Regions from separate parts of the Homo sapiens genome. Here region 1 is linked to region 2. A link is a contact called in ENCODE Hi-C data. All regions are on one chromosome and are shown on one strand. The core of a region is the stretch at or near the end of the contact, and the rest is flanking DNA. Distances in the headings are between cores, read along the strand shown. Region 1 has its middle 14 kb from the start of ZNF318. Region 2 has its middle 15 kb from the start of PIM1.

Evidence for each region. A loop is a pair of places that touch in the nucleus more often than their neighbours do. Pooled maps may share reads with other maps.
Region 1: a map with no recorded cell type shows a loop between it and region 2 (31-fold over the local background). The contact joins two enhancer-like sites. A Hi-C loop is called at or near these places in 2 of 37 single-sample maps with no recorded cell type and 3 of 50 pooled maps.

Annotation. Positions count from the first base shown.
Region 1 is chr6:43,382,027-43,385,145 of GRCh38, forward strand. No RefSeq gene overlaps it. Among named protein-coding and RNA genes, the nearest start is that of ZNF318, 14 kb to the left of the region's middle. RefSeq lists an enhancer at 1,473-1,652. Within about 2 kb of position 1,870, at least 9 of the 41 ENCODE cell types and tissues checked have a DNase peak (open chromatin) inside an H3K27ac peak, as active enhancers do.
Region 2 is chr6:37,153,904-37,157,382 of GRCh38, forward strand. No RefSeq gene overlaps it. Among named protein-coding and RNA genes, the nearest start is that of PIM1, 15 kb to the right of the region's middle. Within about 2 kb of position 1,713, at least 7 of the 41 ENCODE cell types and tissues checked have a DNase peak (open chromatin) inside an H3K27ac peak, as active enhancers do.

The DNA of each region.
Region 1 (3,119 bases), core at 620-3,119, 6.2 Mb after region 2:
TTCGACCAGCCATTGCTGGCTTTGAAAGGGGGGCCATGAGCCAAGAAATGTGGGTAACCTCCAGAAGTTAAAAAAGCCAAGGGAACAGGCAAGATTTGTCACCTAGGGCCTCCAAAAGTAACACAGCCCTGTCCACACCTTAATTTTAGCCCAGTGAGACCCATTTTGGATTTCTGCACTCCAGAGCTGTAAGATAATAAATATGTGTTGTTTTTTACTTTCCAAGTTTGTAGTAATTTGTTAAGGATACAAGTGTATTTTTTTTTTTTTTTGAGAAACTGTCCCACTCTGTTGGCCGGGCTGGCATGATCATGGCTCACTGCAGCCTCAACCTCCTGGGCTCAAGCAATCCTCCCACCCCTCAGCCTCCCAAGTAGCTGAGACTATAGGTATATGCCACCACACCCTGCTAATTTTTTGTACTTTTTGTTGGGACTGGATTTTGCCATGTTCCCCAGGCTGGTCTTGAACTCCTGGGCCCAAGAGATTCCCTTGCCTCAGCCTCCCAAAGTGCCGGGGTTACAGGTGTGAGCTACCACGCCCAGCCACAAGTGTAACTGTAATAGGTACCACCTCACCTATATATCTCATCCCCACCCTTGTATATTTTTGGTTATGAGAGAAATGCTCCACATCGTTGGTCACTATTTCAGAGCTTATGTCACATTCTGTAGGATACCACTCTAATCTTTTTTTTTCTTTCTTTCTTTGAGACAGAGTTTTGCTCTTGTCACCCAGGCTGGAGTACAATGGTGCGATTGCGGCTCACTGCAACCTCCAGCTCCTGGGTTCAAGCTATTCTTCTGCCTCAGCCTCCCGAGTGGCTGGGATTACGGGCATGTGCCAAACACGCTTGGCTAATTTTGTGTTTTTAGTAGAGATGGGGTTTCACCATGTTGGTCAGGCTGGTCTCGAACTCCTGACCTCAAGTGATCCACCCGCCTTGGCCTCCCAAAGTGCTGGGATTACAGGCGTGAGCCACCGTACCCGGCTGATACCGCTATGATCTTATGAGATGTTGTCTCCAGTTGGCAAAATAAAAACTAAGACCTCAGTAAGCCTATTCTATAAGACTAGCTGGAATATACAATAAAACTAAATAAGGAATCCCAGAAGAGTTGAATTGTGTATCCCAGCTGTCTTACTTCTTCCACCGTAAAAGTACTCCCTTGGCCAAAAGCATCATTGTGTGGGATGTCATGTTGAATGCCTTATGAGTCATTCAGTAAGTTTCTGGATGGTGCTGGCAAAAATACAGTGAGTAGGAAAAATATATAGAAATTTAAAGTAAGTTTCTTCTACAATGAAGATAAATTACTGCCCTGTCCATGAAGGAAGAGGTCCAAACTGGCAGTAGCAGGTCAATCTTAGTGTGAGAACGTCCACGTGATTGAGCCTTTACACTCAACATGCATTGCCTCCATCAGTGGTCCCATGGTCACTTTGTTCACAAGCTCATACAGCACACTCTGGTGTAACTAGGGGAAAGGGTGGATACCATCCATAGAGCAGTTCATCTTCTCTACCTGATTGTTGATAACCCTCTTCTACTCACGAGGCACAAATGTTCTCATTATAGTAGATTGGTTTTCTCAACATACGTTCTAAACTCCTTAGACTGGTTTTCTCAACATACATTCTAAACTCCTTCGTACCTTTCTATACTGAGAGTCTAGAAAGATAAAAGCTGTATTTCTCAGATCCTATTACAGTTATGGTTTCAGGTGTAATTGAGATTTTTGCCAATCAGGTATATTCCCATGAGACTTGAATGTGAAACCCAGTTAACTGAGTGATGTGGAGAAAGAGGCAGGATATGAAGTATTCACTTTGCTGCTGTGAATCATGACAGAGGAAGTGTGGTTCTGTGGTTACCGACGTGCTGATTTGCTGGTTTCCTGCAGTGGAAGCCATAGCTTACCCAAGCATAGCAGAATCAGTGAGATTCTGGGTGTGGGGAGTGCTCTTACAAGCTCCACCTAAAGCTTCTTCCCCTACCCCTTACAAATATTGTGTAAGCCACACGTGATCCCTGGTAATAACGCCCTTCTCCCTTAAATTAAGTAGAGTGGTATCTGTGGTCTGCAACTGAATCATGACAGATACTGTCACATTTGGGAACCATTTTAAGAAGTTCTTCCACATTATACTTCTCCAACTTCATTTTAATATCACTTCTAACTCCCTAATCATCTAGCCAAACCATTAACCTCAGACTCTTTTTTTTTTTTTTTTTTTTTGAGATGGAGTCTCGCTCTGTCACCCAGGCCGGAGTGCAGTGGCGCGATCTCAGCTCCCTGCAAGCTCTGCCTCCCAGGTTCACGCAGCTGGAACTACAGGTGCGTGCCGCCATGCCTGGCTAATTTTTTTGGGGTTTTTTTTGTATTTTTTAGTAGAGACGGGGTTTCACCATGCTAGGCAGGATGATCTCGATCTCCTGACCTCGTGATCCACCTGCCTCGGCCTCCCAAAGTGCTGGGATTACAGGCATGAGCCACCGGGCCCGGCCAAATCAGTGTAGACTCTTAACCTGTTTCTCCTTCTGGGAAAACTGGTCAGGTAGTTGTATTTCTTGAAGTCCTGACTATCCTCAGTGTCCTTCAGGGTCACCCTTGATTGGGGGCCACAGTATCACAGCAGCCCATTTCTTTCTAATGCCAGCACATTAGGTGAAGACAGCTACAAACTAATCATGACTTTATTCCACTGCAGTCTGGTAACAAGGCCCATTTCATTGGTTATAGTGGTAGATGAAATAGCAATGCAGCAGAAGTAGTGGTGTGGGTGCTAGGAGCCATTTGTGTTTTCAGGATCTGCTGTGGCCTCATTTTGTGTATGTCATTTCTACTTGATAATGGATCCATGTCCTAGGTATGAACCAGCTTTATACCTAGGAAGACCAGATGATAGCCAGTTCATGATTATGCTGTGATCATGCTGGGTTCCATGATCATGCTGTGTCCGTGGCCCAGCAGCAAGCTGAGAGCTGATTCTCAAAGAGAGAATATTTACCTGCCAAAAGGCATGCTCAGAGGGCCTCTGCTATGATTATTCTATCAGGACATGCCATAGATGATAAAGTACCTCAGTCTGCCACAAACACTTTGAACATTATAAGG
Region 2 (3,479 bases), core at 463-2,962:
ATCGCATGCCACCGCACCCCAGCTTGGGCGACAGACTGAGAATCTGTCTTAAAAAAAAAAAAAGTGAAAAACAGAGAATCTTGCTCTGTTGTCCATGCTGGAGTACAGTGGCACAATCTCAGCTCCCTGCAAATTCCACCTCCTGGGCTCAAGTGATCCTCCCTTCTCAGCTTCCAGAGTAGCTAGGACTATAGGTATGTGCCATCAGCCTGGCTAATTTTTGTATTTTTTTATAGAGACAGGGTTTTACCATGTTGCCCAGGCTGGCCTTGAACTCCTGGGCTCAAGCGATCTACCTGTCTTGGCCTCCCAAAGTGCTGGGATTACAGGTGTGAGCCACTGTGCCTGGTGTAAAATTTTTCATAAAGTGTATTAGTCTGCTAGAGCTGTCATAACAAAGGACTACACAATCTGGATGCCTTAAACAACAGAAATTAAATTTTGATCCAATTCTGGAGATTAGAAGTCCAAGGTCCTGATGTCTGTAGGGTCAGTTTCTTTTGAAGCCACTCTCCTGGGCTTGTAGACAGGTGTCTTCTCAGGGGTAGAGCATTTGACTGCAGATGGCTGTCTTCTCCTCCCTGTATTTTCTTTTTTTTTTTTTTCCCCTTTGTTATTGTTGTTGGAGACAGGGTCTTACTCTATCCCAGGCTGGAGTGCGGTGGTACAATCATGACTCACTACACTCTCGAACTCCTAGGCTCAAGCAATCCTCCCACTTCAGCCTCCTGAGTAGCTGGGACTACAGGTGCATACCACCATGCCTGGTTATTTTAAAAAATATCTATTTTTTGGTAGAGACCGGGGTCTCACTATGTTCCCCAGGATGGTCTTGAACTCCTGGCCTCAAGCAATTTTTTTTTTTTTTTTTTTTTTTTTTTAGACAGAGTCTTGCTCTGTCGCCCAGGCTGGAGTGTAGTGGTGTGATCTCGGCTCACTGCAACCTCTGCCTCCTGGGTTCAAGTGATTCTCCTGCCTCAGCCTCCCAAGTAGCTGGGATTATAGGTGCCCACCACAACATCCAGCTAATTTTTTTGTATTTTTAGTAAAGATGGGCTTTTACCATGTTGGCCAGGCTGGTCTCGAACCCCTGTCCTCACGTGATCCGCCCGTCTTGGCCTCCCAAAGTGCTGGGATTACAGGCATAATCCACCACACCCAGCCTCATCTCCTCTTCTTATAAGGATACCAGTCATATTGCATTAGGGTCTACACATATGACCTCATTTTACCCTAATTACTTCTTAAAGGCCCTATCTCCAAATACAGTTATATTTTCTGAGGTACTAGGGAGTTAGGACTTTTACATGAATTTTGGGGGACACAATTCAATCCGTTACATAAAGTAAACCTAAAAGTATTAATCATCATATGAAAAGAGTAGGATAATGGGATGTTGGTTTTCTGCCGAGCCATATTCACTCCTGTGGTTCAGTTTTAGAAATATTTATTAATATCCACTGTGTTCAAGTCTTGATGCTAGGGAAACAAAAACTGCAAGGACACAGGCTCTGCCTTCCAGGAGTTCACAGACTCTCTGGAGAGCCATGAGACAGACCATGGGTTCTGAAACCCCAAGGTACACTGGAGTCGCCTGGAGTGCTTATCAAAACACAGATCGCTGGGCTCCACCCCCGGAGTTTCTGATTCAGTGGGCAGGCAGTGGGCCCGATAATTTGCATTTCTGACAAGTTTCCAGGTGCTGCTGGTCCGAAGACCACACACTTTCAGAACTACCGAACTAGACATATCAAGAGCACGTGTGATGTGTATGATTGAGGTGGCACAGGTGCACAGAGACGAGACCATTTTCTGTTTTCATGCTAAAGCAGTTGAGGAGACAACTGGGAAAGTCCCTCTGCACCTGAAAATTCCCCAGGAAAAGTTCTAGTTAGCATTTAGACCTTGAACTTGTAAACATATTACAGCAAAAAATATGCATTGCCTATGCCATTAATTTGCCACTTGGTAAATACTACCTTTCGTTACTAATTATATCTCTATAAGAACCTAGGGTAACAATAAAGTCTGAGTTCACTATCCTTGTTCTGCAAATGCTATGAGAACTTTGGCAAATTACTTCCTGTCTCTGAGATTTGGTTTTGGTCATCTGTAAAATAGAGATTAGGACAGTCAAGGTGGTTTGCACCTGTAGTTCTAGCACTTTGGGAGGCCAAGGTGGGAGGATTGCTTGATGCCAGGATTTTGAGACTAGCCTGGGCAACAGAACAAGACCCCCATCTCAAATTATATTTAAAAATGTTTTTGAGACAGGTTCTCACTCTGTTGCCCAGGCTGGAGTGCAGTGGTGTGATCATAGCTCACTGCAACCTCAAGCAATCCTCCCACCTCAGCCTCCTGAGAGGCTGGGACCACAGTCGCATGCCACTACGCCTTGCTAATTTTTAAAAAATTTTGGGGGCTGGATGTGTTGGTTCAGGCCTGTAATCGTAGTACTTTGGGAAGCTGAGGCTGGTGGATCACTTGAGCTCAGGAATTTGAGACCAGCCTGGGCCACATGGCAAAACTCTGTCTCTACAAAAAATACAAAAATTAGCTGGTCATTGTGGCATGTGCCTGTAGTCCCAGCTACTTGGAAGGCTGAGGTGAGAGGATCACTCGTGCCCGAGAGGTTGAGACTGCAATGAGCCGAGGTTGTGCCACTGCACTCCAGCCTGGGCGACAGAGTGAGACTGTCTCAAAAAAACAACACACATACCCACACACCAACTCCACACACAAATTTTAGGTAGATACAGGGTCTCACTCTTGCCCAGGCTGGTCTCAAACTCCTGGGTTCAGCATTCCTCCTGCCTCGGCCTCCCAAAGTGCCGGGATTACAAGTGTGAGCCACTATGCCTGGCCTATATGTGATTCCTTAAGCAGGAATTAGGACCATATCTTTTGCCTCTGTATATAACTCCATGTATTTAGCACAGTACTTTAAACATAGTAGCTGTTCAGTAAAGGTTTATTAATTAATTGACCAAATCAGTCAGTATCACTGCAAGATACAAAAGATTCTTATGGGCCAGGTGAAGTGGCTCACGCCTATAATCCCAACACCTTGGGAGGTCGAGGCGGGCGGATCACGAGGTCAGGAGTTAGAGACCAGCCTGACCAACATGGTGAAACCCCATCTCTACTAAAAATACAAAAATTAGCTGGGCGTGGTGGCAGGTGCCTGTAATGCCAGCTACTCAGGAGGCTGAGGCAGGAGAATAGCTTAAACCCGGGAGGTGGAGGTTGCAGTGAGCCAAGATTGCGCCACTGCACTCCAGCCTGGGCGACAGATTGAGACTCCAACTCAAGAAAAAAAAAAAAAGATTCTTATCTTACTGCTATAAAGATTGTAGTTTCCCTTTAAGCTAAGGCTAACCCTTACCCCATATGCCTGGCCACTAAAAGCTCTCATTTTTAGCAGCCATTCTTCTTTGACACTACTCACCTACATGGTCAACTTTTAACATTGTTCCAAT